3 separate regions of the Homo sapiens genome follow, and regions 2 and 3 are each linked to region 1. A link is an interaction called in ENCODE POLR2A ChIA-PET data of the cell type or tissue named here. Cell type or tissue: CD4-positive, alpha-beta T cell. All regions are shown on one strand. Each heading gives the region's core, and the rest is flanking DNA. Links, peaks and the distances in the headings are about the cores only. Region 1 overlaps LOC124903735 (a long non-coding RNA gene). Region 2 overlaps COTL1 (coactosin like F-actin binding protein 1). Region 3 overlaps COTL1 (coactosin like F-actin binding protein 1).

Region 1 (4,970 bases), core at 544-3,043:
TGATTTACAATCCCAACCGCTACAACTCTGACCGGACGAAGGAATGGACTTACATTCTTTTCCCATAAGTAATTACAGACCTTAAGCCTGTTTCGGCGGCTTACAGAAGCTACCCACAGACTGTGTGCCCTACAGTTCACCTTTTCACACAAAGAGCCAAGTTCCACCTCTCTTTAATGCTAACCTCACTCCAACGTGAACATGTGATATACGTTATATGTATGTCACATGTGTTTACCCACTGCCCATGCACTCGGCTCCCTTCATAAATATATATCACTTCCTCCCGAACCTGCTGAATATGTACAACTATTGTGGGCTACAGGCCCTGTTAGGCATAAAACCCAGCCTGTTCCTCCCCTCTTGGAAGAGGGGTTACCTTTGGCACACACTGGAGACCGTCTCTTCCAGTTTGCAAACTGATACCCCCGCCAAGCTCTCCTTTCTACCATTTAGCCACCCTGGCGGTCTTTCGGATAACAAGAAAAATCCAGGAAAAGGCAGCAAAGGAAAAGCAGCGTCCAAAAGGCTGAGGGAGACTGTCACCCTGTCCTCTAAGTGCCACCAAGACACAGAGCCTGAGCGCAGGGACGTCATGTGTATGTCCCTTGCACCTGGGCCTGGTCTGGCCCGCAGCCGGGGCTCAAGAAACAGCTGCTCACCGAGAGTGGTGGCTCACACCTGGAATCCCAGCACTTTGGGAGGCCAAGATGGGAGGATCACTTGAGCCCAGGATTTCAAGACCAGCCTGGGCAACACAGGGAGGTCCCTCAACCCTACAAAGAGTCAAAAATTAGCTGGGCGTGGTGGCCCACGTCTCTGGTCCCAGCTACTCGGGAGGCTGGGGAGGGAAGATTGCTTGAGCCTAGGATGTAGAGGCTAAAGCGAGTTGTGATTGTGTCACCACACTTCAGCCTGGGTGACAGAGCCAGTCAAAAAAAAAAAAAAAAGAAAGAAAGAAAGAAAAAGAAATGGCTACCGAATGAACAAATGGTCGGTTGGTTGCTCCTGCCCCACTCAGTTCCCCCAGGTAAAATGGATCCTGCCTCTCACCTACTTTAAAACCCTTCCACGACTGCCCACCACCCTAGGCTGCCCTCTCACTCAGCCCCCACCATCTGGGCCTGGTCTCTCCCCACATGCAGGGCCCAGCTCGACTCCTTCACCCCGACCTTTCCATGGTCCTCTCTCCCCACGCGCACGGCCCAGCTCAACTCCTTCACCCGGGCCTTTCCACTTTGCCTGGAACACGTGTCCCCATGTTCTTCCCTCCCTCATCCTTCAGGTGTCCCCAAGATCTTCCTGCCCACTCTCCACCCCACCTTGGCTTACGTGGCCCGCAGCCCAGAACTGGGATGAAAATAATGGGGGTGGAGGGAGGTGATGTTCTTTGACGACAGTACAGGCTTCAAGGACAGTGGAGAAGCCTGATCTGGGGGAGGATGGTGTGGGGAAAGACCCCGTGGGTGAGCCACGAGGCTAAGGAGGGGTCGTGGGGGAGGGTTATGCCCCATCCAAAAGCCCCACCAACTTAAATTCTGCAGCTGATTTCTGCCGCTGCTGTCTTGCCACTGCACAGGAACCCCAGGCTCAGAGCTCCTGTCACTTTATCTTGGGCACCAGGCACCCTGCAGAGGTAGCTTCATCCTGGGCCTCTCACAAAACGTTGCTTTTGCAGTAAGAGTCGCTGTGAGTTCAACCCACGGTTCTCACTGCGCTAAGGCTCTGTTTCTGCTTTTGTGGTACACAGGTCTTTTTCTTCTTCTAACACCATAAAAGGTGACAAAATCTCCTAGTTGCTGAAGTCCTCTGTGCACACACTCGGCTGGGGAGCCTTTGTGGCTTAGTGGAGCGAGGCTTGTGGGGCCGCCTGCTTACCTGGGTCCCTGCCTCTGCAGGGATTGCCTTATATGGTGAACAGGCCCAGTGACAACGTGCAGCCAGGGCTGGTGACGGAAGTCCTCAGTTTCGAAAGAGGCTTTGCACGGATCTTTACAGAAGGTCTGGCCTCCAAGCAGGCAGGCAGGCAGCAAGCCACCTTTCCAGAAGTCACCAGGCATCGAGGGCAACCAGGGAGTCGGTGCCCAGACTAAATGCAGACAGGTCATTCTGCTTCCTGCCCAGCAGTTCAAAGGAGAAGACATGGCCAGGAATGGACTGTTTCGCGGAGATGAACAGAGGGAGGCAGCAGGGCTTTCTAACACTAGGTACAACCAGATGAAGCTGCCGTTTGGGATTGTAAACATGATTAATACAGGTAGATGTGGTCCAGGCTCACAATCACCCGCCCATGGGCCAGGCCCATGCTAAGTGCCGAACACGCAGCATCCCACTTAACCCTGGCAGCCAGCACTCTGGGATAGGCACTGTCATTCTTCGCACTTAACAGATACACAAACTGAGGCTCCAAGCAGGACAGTAGCTTCTCTACCAGGCAACCGGTCCATGGCAGAGACAGTGCAGGCCTCCTGCAATCCCAGCTCAAGAAGGCTGTGCTGGGGCAGGGAGCAAGGGACATGGCTGTCTGACACTGTGGCCTCGGGCCACACCCGCTGCTTGAATGTCTCGGGTCCAAACCTAGATGTGCTATAAGCGTGAAAGACGCAGCAGTGTTCAAAGACTTGGTTGATTTTTTTAAATTTTAAAATCTCACATTTTAAACTACTATTTTATGGCCAGGAGCAGTGGCTCAAGCCTATAATCCCAGCACTTTGGGAGGCCAACGCAGGCAGATCACCCAAGGTCAGGAGTTCGAGACCAGCCTGGCCAACATGGCGAAATCCTGTCTCTACTAAAAATACAAAAATTAGCCAAGAGTGGTGGTGGGCATCTGTGGTCCCAGCTACTCTGGAGGCTGAGGCAGGAGAATCGCTTGAGCCCAAGAGGTTGAGGTTGCAGTGAGCCGAGACTGCACCACTGCACTCTAGCCTGGGCAACAGAGTAAGACTCCATCTCAAAAAAATAAACTACTATTTAGAAATAATTATAGATTCAACAGAAAGTTGCAAAGACAGTGCACAGAGGTCCAATATACCCTGCACCAAGTTTCCCTGTGGTTCTAACTCACCTAATCCAAACTGGGAAAGAGACATTGATGCAATCAATGTGTGTGTCCAATTCTGTCATTTCCCCACGAGGGTAGTAGAGTCGTGTGACCATCACTACAAAACACAACTATTCCATCTATGCTGAAGATACAGAAGTGTTCCATCACCACGATGATCTCTTCCATGTTGCCCCAAAATAATTGTGAAATAGAAATTCCATGTAGAAATAGTATTTTGGCTATATTAGGTTCAAAGCATATTAATGTTACCATTTCTCGTTTTAAAACATGAACAATGAAAACCTTAGAATCGCACACAGGGCTTGTGTTCTACCTCCATTGTCTGTATTTGGATGTTGGACAGCACCGGCTCCGAAGTTCAGACCACAGCTCGGTTGCTTTGGATGGGTTAATTAACCTCCCTGAGCTAGGCTCCGTGGGAGTAGACCAGACCTGTAAGAGTCACTGTTCGGCACACTTGAGTGCCTATGTGCTGGGCATCACGTAAAGGCAGGGGACACAGGAGGCAGCGAGAGAGACCATGTCCTCCAGAGGGAGAGGAGATGCCCTGTAAAGGCTCACACACGGGCTAGTAGTGAGAAGGGTCAGTCCACAAGCACCGCCAGGTAGAGTTGGGACCCAGAAGGGGTTAAATAAAAACAGCAAGGGAGAGGACTTAAGAACATGGCACAGACTCCCCCACACACAGTAAGGAAAAGAAACGCATGCACTGTCAGCAAATAAACAGCAGAAACAAAGAATTTTTTTTTTTTTTTTTTTTGAGATGGAGTCTTACTCTGTCGCCCAGGCTGGAGTGCAATGGCGCGATCTCGGCTCACTGCAACCTCCACCTCCCAGGTTCAAGCAATTCTCCTGCCTCAGCCTCCCAAGTAGCTGGGATGACCAGGGTCCACCACCGCACCCACCTAATTTTTGTATTTTTAGTAGAGATGGGGTTTCATCATGTTGGCCAGGCTGGTCTCGAACTCCTGACCTCAGGTGATCTGCCCACCTCGGCCTCCCAAAGTGCTGGGATTACAGGCATGAGCCACGGCACCCAGCCAGAATGTTGCTTAGAAACCCAAATTGTCCCTGTTGCCCCAGAGCAGGTAAACCATACTGGGGGACCCCAGAATCCCAGCTCTTCCCGGGTGCCTCCCAGTACCCAGAAGGCAACAGGAAGAAGCGACTGCGGTTGAAAATAATAAAAATACTGCTACATGCAGGCCCTGTTCCCCTAGAGAACTCGACCGCCAGCTGGGAACTGATACCAGGCCCCACGAGACCCATCCCCCAGGGCCCGTCCCAGAGATACTCAGCCCCAGGCGCTGGAAAGCTTTTCCAAAGAGATTATGAAAAACGTCTAATATGCGGAAAACCAGACTAAAAAAACAAGCCCTCTTTATACCCACCACCCAGACTCAGCCATTGCTAACATTCTGCCCTTTCCTACTGTTCGTTGGAATGTTCGAAGTGGGTCAATTCTGACATTTAAGCTTTCAACATATTTGACGCATTTTTTAAAAAATGATGCCGTTGTACTAACCACAGAACTGTCAATGCATCTAACAACATTAACAATCATTTTGTCATAGAACCTGAGCGTCAATTGCTGGACTCTGGTTGGTAATGCAGAGTCTCCCGGCTTTACCCCAGACCTCCTGAATCAGAATCCGCACCTTCACAAGGTCTGAGTACTTCATGTACTCATGATGGTTGGAGGAACAAACTATTTTTTTGGAGACAGGGTCTCGCTGTCATTGAGGCTGGAGTGCAGTGGTGCAATCATAGCTCACTGCAGCCTCCACTTCCTGGGCTCAAGTGATCCTCCCGCGTCAGCCTCTCGAGTAGCTGGGACTACAGGCACATGCCACTACACCTGGCTGATTTTTATTTTATTTTCCAGGGTCTTGCCAAGTTGCCC
Region 2 (4,970 bases), core at 1,223-3,722, 93 kb after region 1:
TTTTAGTCCTGTGAGGCTCATGTCAGACTTTTGACTTGCAGAACTATAAGATGATGCATTTATGTTGTTTTAATTCACCAAGTTTGTGGTCATTTGTTACAGTGGCCATAGGAAAGTAACACAATGACCCTGGCTAATGCCTGGCCTAATAAAGGTCCACTGTTAACCATTGTTGTTATCAACTTATTTATTTATTGCTCGCAAGGAAGCTTACCTAAGTACCTAGAAGACAAAGTAAGAATAAGTGCATGAAGAAAAGCGTGATGACCATAAACTAAGTACAGAACTAAAAACAAGATCTATGGCAGGTTAATTTCAAAATGCACTCATGAAATAAAATATTAAATGCTGACGTGCCATGCCTGCCTTCAAAAACCAGCCTCTGGGGACCTGCCACTGCTGAGGCCACTGAGCTGAATCAGAAAAGTCACAGGCACTTGCTTAAGTGGGAGAGGAAGGTGGCGATGCCTGGGCTCTGGAGTAAGAGGCCTGGGGCCAGAGCAGTCACATGGCCAGTGGTAGCGGCCGGGAGCCTTGTGGGCCACTGGGCTGTTACTTTGGAGGAGGGGACGGCGGGCCCTCCTGTGTGAGCTTAGCTCTCAGACATCTACATGGACTGTCACTCATTTGCCTACTCAACAACATCTGTGCAGGCTGCCAGGTACTGTTCCCAGCGCTGCCAATACTGCAGAGAACAAAGCTGACCTGGTTGCCCCACGGGGCTTGGATGCTCCCAGGAAAGTCACAAGATAAACAGGTGCATAACTGCACATGTGGCTATGATCTTAGGCACTGCTAAATGCTGCAAGGAGATGCTTTTTGACTCCTTGTCACCTTCTCCAAGGCCATGTCTGGTTTCAGTGGTAGTGGGCGTAGCCACTTGGGTACACCATGACATCCTGCCACGTCTAGCTGCTCAACCTCACAGAGGCACAGCCTGGAGTGCAGAAACCCTAAAGCCCCTAAAGGACCCCTCAACCAATGGGGGATAAGAGTCGGTGGCTACGTGCCCCCGCCTCCCAGGGCTGCACCCTCCATGTTCCTCTTAGGGTCCCTGAGGGATTCTGTCCCAGGTGCCCACAGCAGTAACTGTAGGATTCTGTCCCAGGCGCCTACAGCCCATAAGAAGTAGAGCTGAAATTTGAACCCAGGCATTACGGGTTCTCTTCTATAAGCAAGAGACAAAGGAGTGGACAGCCAGCACGTGCTGGGAAAAGCCTATGACCCAGGATTCAGCCCATGACTTGGGCCCACTCAAGGGAGCAACACACCCATGGGGGAAAGAGATTGGCAGCCATCTAACCATGAAGGATGGGGATTCCCCGCCAAGGATACCACCACCAAAGGGACAAAGTCCCTCTCTCCAGGAGGACTTCGCCAAGGAGTTGAAGAAACAGACATGCACACGACCACCATACGGGACACCAACACCACAAAGACAAGGAGGGCATCCGAGCAGAGGGAACATTCACACCGGGCCTTGACGGGTGTGTAGGAGTCCTCCAGGAAGGCGAAACAGATGAAGACAGTGCAGGCAGAGGGAAGAGAGTCCACAGGCCTAGGGAAGCGGGAAGGCAGGCCAGCGCGGCACAGGGGAAGAGCTGAGAGCCTCGGACACAGATCTGGATTCAAAGTGCAGTTCTTCCCAACTGCAGCATCTCCAGCAAGCGACTCTGGCTCTCCAAGGAAAATGTCAGGTTCCTCCTCAGTGAAGTGGGGATAATTTCTACTTGTGGGTGTCACTCTGCTCATTACTCCCTCAGAGAGAAGATAAATTAGATAAACTAACACACGCAGAGCTCCTACGTAGGGCCTGGGACTTGGGCATCCCTAAGGTCAGCATCGTGTGTGTTGGGGACACACACTGGAGGGGTCGGCTGGCCAGCACCTGTCATAAAGGGCACCCCATGTCATGTCTGAGCGTTTGGACCTTATGGAGAAAAGGTGTTGGAAGTGGGAGGCGGGGGAGCAATCTGACCTGAAGGTTAGAAAGCCACCCCTAGCCTGGACTGCAAGCTCACTGGGGTCAGGGAAAGGACTCAACTCAGTACTTGGCAAAGGGCTTGGGGCATAGTAGATGCTCGAGAAATGTCCCGGAGAAGACAAGGTCATGATCAAGGGTGGAGCCCTAAGAAACGCCTAGACTTATCGGGCAGGAAGCAGAAGCAGCAGCAGAAGGAAGTGAGAATGACAGGAGAGAGACATAAAAGGAGAACTAGGCAAGTCTAGCCACGCAGAAGCAGAAGCACAAGCGAGGGGGACTATCTTTTCAGGAGGTGCTGGCCACTGGCAAATGCTGGAGGGAGGTAAAGTGGATCAGAGACAAAGAAATGACCACTAAATCTGGCAACTGGAATATTTACCAAAGACCTAGACATAGAGCTCCATGCTCTGGGTGTGGGTGGGCACCAGAATGAAATGGGGTAAAGAAAGGATGGGAGACAAGGAGGTATTTATAACACCTATAAAATCTGTAAGGGATGCTTTCAAAAAGTTTGCATTAACTTCTGAATATTTTCAAGGGACAAAAACCCAATTCACCTAGTGTTTAGGGAATGCTTTTTTTGAACTTGAGACACTGTACTTACCAGGAAGATACACATCTATCATCCTTCATCATTTTCTGTTTGTGGTGACACAGCCACAAACAGAAAAGAAAGCACAAACATCACCATGCAGTAGACTGAAAGAGCTACCACAAAGCCCACGCCCCTGTGGACACACAAAAAAGCTATGCAGCGTGGCTCAGGGCCTCCCAGCAACAGATCTGTGGGCAAAGAAGGCAATGGGAGACTGGATAGTGCAGAAAATTACAAAGGTAATGTTTTCGCAGCCCTTCAGGGTACCACTTAAAAACAAAAACCCAGCCGGGCGGGGTGGCTCACGCCTGTAATTCCAACACTTTGAGAGGCCAAGGCAAGTGGATCGCTTGAGCCCAGGAGTTCGAGACCTGCCTGGACAACATAGTGAAACCCTGTCTCTACAAAAGATACAAAAATGAGCCAGGCGTGGTAGCAGGCGCCTGTAGTCCCTGCTACTGGAGACGCTGAGGTAGGAGAATCGCCTGAGCTGGGAGGCAGAGGTTGCAGTGAGCCAAGATCGTGCCACTGCACTCCAGACTGGGTGACAGGGCACGACCTTGTCTCAAAAATTAAATTAAATTAAAAACCCAACATTGTTTCTGGAGCAAAGTAGGAACCCAATAAAATGTTTGTCGCATGCATTAACGGACAGACTGTTCAGCACTTTATAACTGCCCAAAGCCCTGTCACAGATTTGGAGCTTCTTTTTGATGTCACATTCCCTTAGACCTTAGGAAAGAAAGCAATTTCTCTCCTTCCCTTCTCGCCCAAATTTCTGAAACCCGGGTGTGTATGTTCAGCTAGGGAAAAAATATTCAGGTGCAAAACAGCACGATAAATAGACTGCCGGCTCTCTGTGTGTTGTATTGCCATATACGCAGAGGTCATGGACAGCAAGTGAATTTGACTCCTTCGCATTCCAGCTCCCTTCTTTTGGTCGCTATACTCCAGTTTTCCGTAGGAACCACCTCTCTGCCACTCTCAGTCTCTGTCATCCAGGTAGGGCTGATGCCACCTCCAAGAGGCATCCCCTAGGCCTGCACTAAGGCCAGTCAGTCTTCCTGGAGGCATAGCAGGCCAGAAAATGGGGCTGTGAGACAGGAGAGTGCAGAGGCAAGGAAGGCCTCCTTCAATCCTTTCTTCAACATCTATGCCAAGTGGTTAGTCGGACTCTCCTGACATACCTCCTGTGATGGGGGCCTCACTTTCTCCTCTGGTAGCCCGTTCTACCTTAAGGGCCTCTTCCTCTCCAGGTCAACCCAAAATCTATCTGATATGGTTTGGCTCTGGGTTCCCACCCAAATCTCACCTTGAATTGTAATAAGTGTCAAGGGCAGGACGGGGTGGAGATAATTGACTCAGGGGGGCAGTTTCCCCCATACTGTTTTGGTGATAGTTCTCACAAAACTGATGGTTTTATAAGGGGCTTCCCCCTTCACTTGGCTCTCAGTCTGTCTCCTGCTGCCACGTAAAGAAGGATGTGTTTGCTTCCCCTTTTGCCATGATTGTAAGTTTCCTGAGGCCTCCCCAGCCATGCAAAACTGTGAGCCAATTAAACCTCTTTTCTTTATAAATTACCCAGTCACGGGTATTTCTTCATAGCAGCGTGAGAAGAGACTAACACACTATCCCTGAATTCCTACTGCGTGGTCCCATTTACCACATAGGGTTGGTGTGGGGGTAGGAACACAAGAAGTCCACACTTACCACATGACAGCCCCTCAAACATCTGAAGACAACACTGGTGTCTCCCAAGGATCTCTCCTCTTGGTCTCACAAGGTTAAATATGCCCAATTTCCTCAGTCAGTTCTCACATGAGAGGCTTTAAATTCCTTGTCCAGCCTGGATTCTCCTCTCCTCTGAGACTGTGTCCAGCTGCCTAACCTGGAGACTATGGCCAGGACTCTTTTAGATGGAAACTAAATCCAGAACCCACTCACACTGGCCTGAGAAAAAATATTACTTGGCTCATGAAAGTGAACCGTCTAAAGAGAAAGCTTCAGGCATGGCTGGATCCCAGAGTTTTCTGGCACGTCACCTGTCTCCACTCCCACCACCAGGCTCTGTTCCTGAGTTCTCAGACAGGTACTCTCTATAAATGGTAGACATGCCCTGTGAGCTCCAAGCCCTCATTATTCTTATTTGTTTTAATCCCAGAGAAAGATAAAAAGACTCTTTACCAACAACTCTGTCCAAAGTCTCAGGGATGAATCTGATTGGCTAGATTTGAGTCACAAGGGCCCTTGAACCAATCGGTTAGCAGAAGAGTGGCTTGCTCTGATTGGACAGGTCTGGGTTATGTGCACTCTCACAGGAACTACATTGGTTGACCAGGATTATTATGAAATGGAAGGGAGAGGTTCCCCCAAAGGAGGGAATGCTGGACA
Region 3 (3,564 bases), core at 1-2,500, 86 kb after region 1:
GGGAAGGAGAAATGTCTTCTTGCCACCAAAGAGGAAGGAGGGCTCAGTGGCCGCCCACGTCTGTAAGAGGGAGGGGGCCTGAGGCTGGGGCTGGAAGGGGCCAGGTTCGTTGCTGAAGTTGAAGGGAGAGCTCTCATTACTAAGAGGCCTGATATCACTATACCACTTGCTGTCTTTTTTCAGAGTGACTTTCGTAACTCCCTGCAGTTGACAAAAACAAAACCAAACCAAAAACACCCTCCTGTCCTGCTCAAAAAACTTTGCAAAAGTATTAAAAAGTGTAAAAACTGAAACCCATTACTCTGTTTATTTCTAAACTCCTTTTGGTTTATTCCTTATAGGGCATGAATAAAGGCTCTTTTTTTTTTTTTTTTTTGAGACGAAATCTCGCTCTGTTGTCCAGCCTGCAGTGCCGTGGCACGATCTCAGCTTACTGCAACCTCCGCCTCCTGGGTTCAAGCGATTCTCCTGCCTCAGCCTCCTGAATAGCAGGGATTACAGGCACCTGCCACCATGCTCGGCTAATTTTTGTAGTTTTAGTACAGACGGGCTTTCACCGTGTTGGCCAGGCTGATCTCGAACCCCTGACCTCAGGTGAACTGCCCGCCTCAGTCTCCCAAAGAGCCAGGATTACAGGCGCGAGCCACTGCGCCCGGCCAAGGCTCTGTTTCTTTATGTGATCCGCATTGTGTGGGTATCTGCGTGTAGGCACATTGTTTCTGCATTGGAGCTCACACTGTAAATGCGGTTTGATATCCCACGCAGGAGACTCCTCAAATGATCCCCGATTCATTGCATTTTCACTAGGTGTGAATGACCCAGCTTTCCTAGCTTGACAGAGAACATAAGAAAATGAAGTACAGGATGGCCAGAGGAAAAGAAAGATGATTACTTCGGCAGAACCTCCAGGGTATAAGCTGATCTGGATACCCAAATTAAACCGAGAGCTAAAGGTTTTCCCCCTATGACAAAGCACTAGCACTTTCTTTCATGATAATTCTCTACTTCCTTAAATGGGAGTTAGTGTGTTAGACCTGACTCCACCCTCTGACTTAGAGAAGAGTGGCTGTAAAGCAGTCCCTGGAGGCTCTGAGGACCTTATTACAGTATCTATAGCATCTATAAGGAGACGCTGCGCCACTGAGGGGTTCAGCGTCTGGCTCCCAATCACTGAACAGCCCTGGCACACACTGCTTTATACTCTTGTGTCTGCTTTTCACTGTTGTGCTGCCTCTTCCATCGCTGTGGGTTGGTTATTTGACAAACACTTACTGACAATCTGTGATACAGGGATTTTGCTGAAAATGCAATCCCTACCTTCAAAAAATATACAGTCTACCATAGCAAACAAAAATGTAGTGTGTGAATACCATGAAATTACTGCTATGGCAAAGAGTTGTGACTGGCAGTTACAGGAGCATCAAGGAAAGAAGGAAATCCGCTCTGCCTGGGCAGCTGTGACCAGGACTGGCTTTGCAGAGGAGGTGATGTTTGATTAGGGTCTTTTTCTTTTATCCCCCCGAGACGGAGTCTTGCTCTGTCACCCAGGCTGGAGTGCAGGGGCACAATCTCGGCTCATGCAACCTCCGCCTCCCGGGTTCAAGCAGTTCTCCTGCCTCAGCCTCCCGAGTAGCTGGGATTACTGGCACGCTCCACCACACCCAGCTAATTTTTGTATTTTAATATAGACCAGGTTTCACCATGTTGGCCAGGCTGGTCTCGAACTCTTGACCTCGTGATCCCCCCATCCTGGCCTCCCAAAGTGCTGGGACTACAGGCATAAGCCACCGCACCCATCCTGATCAGGGTCTTGAAGGATGACTCAGAGTTCCTCCAGAGAACAGGGTAAGGACAAAGAGGGTTCTTGTTGACAATTTGAGAGGGAGATTGTGACAGAACTCCAGACAAAGCAACAGCCTCTGCTGGCAAGTTCAAAACGCCTTCCTCCACCAGCCCTTCTCTCTTTTTCCGACTCACCACAAGCCAGAAGGGCATATGATGCAGCTGATGATAACTGTGTGCAAACTAAGAGCTTAAAGGCTCAGAATGAGCTACAGGCCTCCTTCAGCTTGCTCAGCCCTACTCCAGGAGGGAAGGAATCTCGTTCCCTAGCACATCCAAAGCACCCAGACGATGCCCCACATGTACTCAATACATACTTCCCGAATAAATGAAGGGCATCTACATGGCATCTTTGACTTCTCAGAGGCTTTTCAGTTCCAAATTTGCAGCTGCGTTTCAGTTCAATGGGGGTGGGGGGGGTGCCATTTTATAAGAGTAAAACCAAGCAGATGGGCACAGCAGCTCACACCTGTAATCCCAACACTTTGGGAGGCCGAGGCAGGAGGATTGCTTGAGCCCAGGAGGTTGAGGCTGCAGTGAACTATGATCGCACCACTGCACTCCAGCCTGGGCCACAGTGAGACTCTGTCTCAAAAAACTTTTTTTCTTTTAATTAAAAAAAAAAAAGAATAAAACCAATTCTTTGTCAGGATTTTTAAAGTGTGACTTCCACCCCCAGAGAGCAGGAATGAATAGACAGGCAGGAACGAATGGATATGGACAGACATAACAACTGATTTGTTTTGACAAATTTGTGGTTTAATAAAAGCACATGTGGCCAGACGCAGTGGCTCATGCCTGTAATCCCAGCACTTTGGGAGGCCAAGGCGAGCAGATCACTTGAGCTCAGGAATTCGAGACCAGCCTGGCCAACCCGGCAAAACCCTGTCTCTACTAAAAATACAAAAATTAGCCATTCATGGTGGTGCACACCTGTAATCCCAGCTACTCGGGAGGCTGACGTAGGAGAATTGCTTGAGTCCAGGAGGCAGAGGTTGCAGTAAGCTGAGATCATGCCACTGCACTCCAGCCTGGGCGACAGAGACTTCATCTCAAAAAAAAAAAAAAGTGCATGGAAAGGGAAGGCCAAAAAGGCAGTGTTGCTGGAGTCAGCGATGCCAGAGTCAGTGATGCCTGCGTAACAAGGAAGCTGCTTCTCCACCTTTCACATGCACCAAGAACGGTAGCCCAGAGGGACGCAGCTGGCTTGAAACCTCAGCGGCATGAGAGCCTGGAGACCAGGGTTCAGGTCCTGGCTCTGCCCCTTTCCTCCCATGTAACAATGGCCCAGCGACTTCCCCTCTCTGCCCCCCAGTTCCCCGGAGGCCTCTCCATCTCTGCCTGGGAGCCCCTGGTTGGTGGGGGCAGACTCGCAGCCAGTTTTCCTTCCCCGTGGACTTTAACAACACTCCAGCCCGCAAGCCTGCGCACACCAGCCCCCACGGGGACAGCTGACTCACTTTACTCTTCTACGGATTCACTTATTCATTACCCCATGCAACATCCGAGGCAGAACCTCCCCTCTTCCCAAAGGACTGAGGCAACGAAGTGTGACTCAGCCAGGGCTCTGCGCCAGGCTCTGAGTGAACACACTGGAAACCCGGCCGTGGGTACAACACGGCGTCACAGCTCTGCCGTAAACACAGGGGGACCCACTGAGAGCCCAGGGGACCAGCAAGCCTCCCCCTGGAGGTCTCCTCATCGGTGACACAGCACGTTGAT

The links. ChIA-PET counts read pairs that join two places held together with the same protein. Peaks named below come from ENCODE experiments on the same cell type or tissue, not always from the same donor. Only the 100,000 strongest peaks of a DNase experiment are listed, where the experiment ranks them.
Region 2: POLR2A ChIA-PET joins it to region 1 with 10 read pairs; 22 of 35 experiments call an interaction of 5 or more read pairs at or near these places.
Region 3: POLR2A ChIA-PET joins it to region 1 with 15 read pairs; 22 of 35 experiments call an interaction of 5 or more read pairs at or near these places.

The regions. Positions count from the first base shown.
Region 1 is chr16:84,513,215-84,518,184 of GRCh38, forward strand. It overlaps LOC124903735 (a long non-coding RNA gene), which reads left to right. Exons shown (of 2, transcript XR_007065148.1): 2 at 4,953-4,970. Among named protein-coding and RNA genes, the nearest start is that of MEAK7, 11 kb to the left of the region's middle. RefSeq lists enhancers at 779-1,386, 1,564-1,613, 1,644-1,703, 1,724-1,803, 1,974-2,243. In CD4-positive, alpha-beta T cell, for the core only: no CTCF peak of the experiment used is centred there; a DNase peak (open chromatin) is centred at 1,877; H3K27ac peaks cover 2,116 bases.
Region 2 is chr16:84,605,759-84,610,728 of GRCh38, forward strand. The region is part of intron 2 of COTL1 (coactosin like F-actin binding protein 1); the gene reads right to left. Among named protein-coding and RNA genes, the nearest start is that of COTL1, 9.8 kb to the right of the region's middle. RefSeq lists enhancers at 671-790, 951-1,010, 1,211-1,260. In CD4-positive, alpha-beta T cell, for the core only: no CTCF peak of the experiment used is centred there; DNase peaks (open chromatin) are centred at 2,173 and 2,703; H3K4me3 peaks cover 1,711 bases; H3K27ac peaks cover 2,500 bases.
Region 3 is chr16:84,599,955-84,603,518 of GRCh38, forward strand. All of the region lies in intron 2 of COTL1 (coactosin like F-actin binding protein 1), which reads right to left. Among named protein-coding and RNA genes, the nearest start is that of COTL1, 16 kb to the right of the region's middle. RefSeq lists enhancers at 1-146, 254-403, 3,355-3,474, 3,485-3,564, 3,515-3,564 and silencers at 1-19, 3,169-3,463. In CD4-positive, alpha-beta T cell, for the core only: no CTCF peak of the experiment used is centred there; DNase peaks (open chromatin) are centred at 77, 1,027 and 1,927; H3K4me3 peaks cover 1,374 bases; H3K27ac peaks cover 2,500 bases.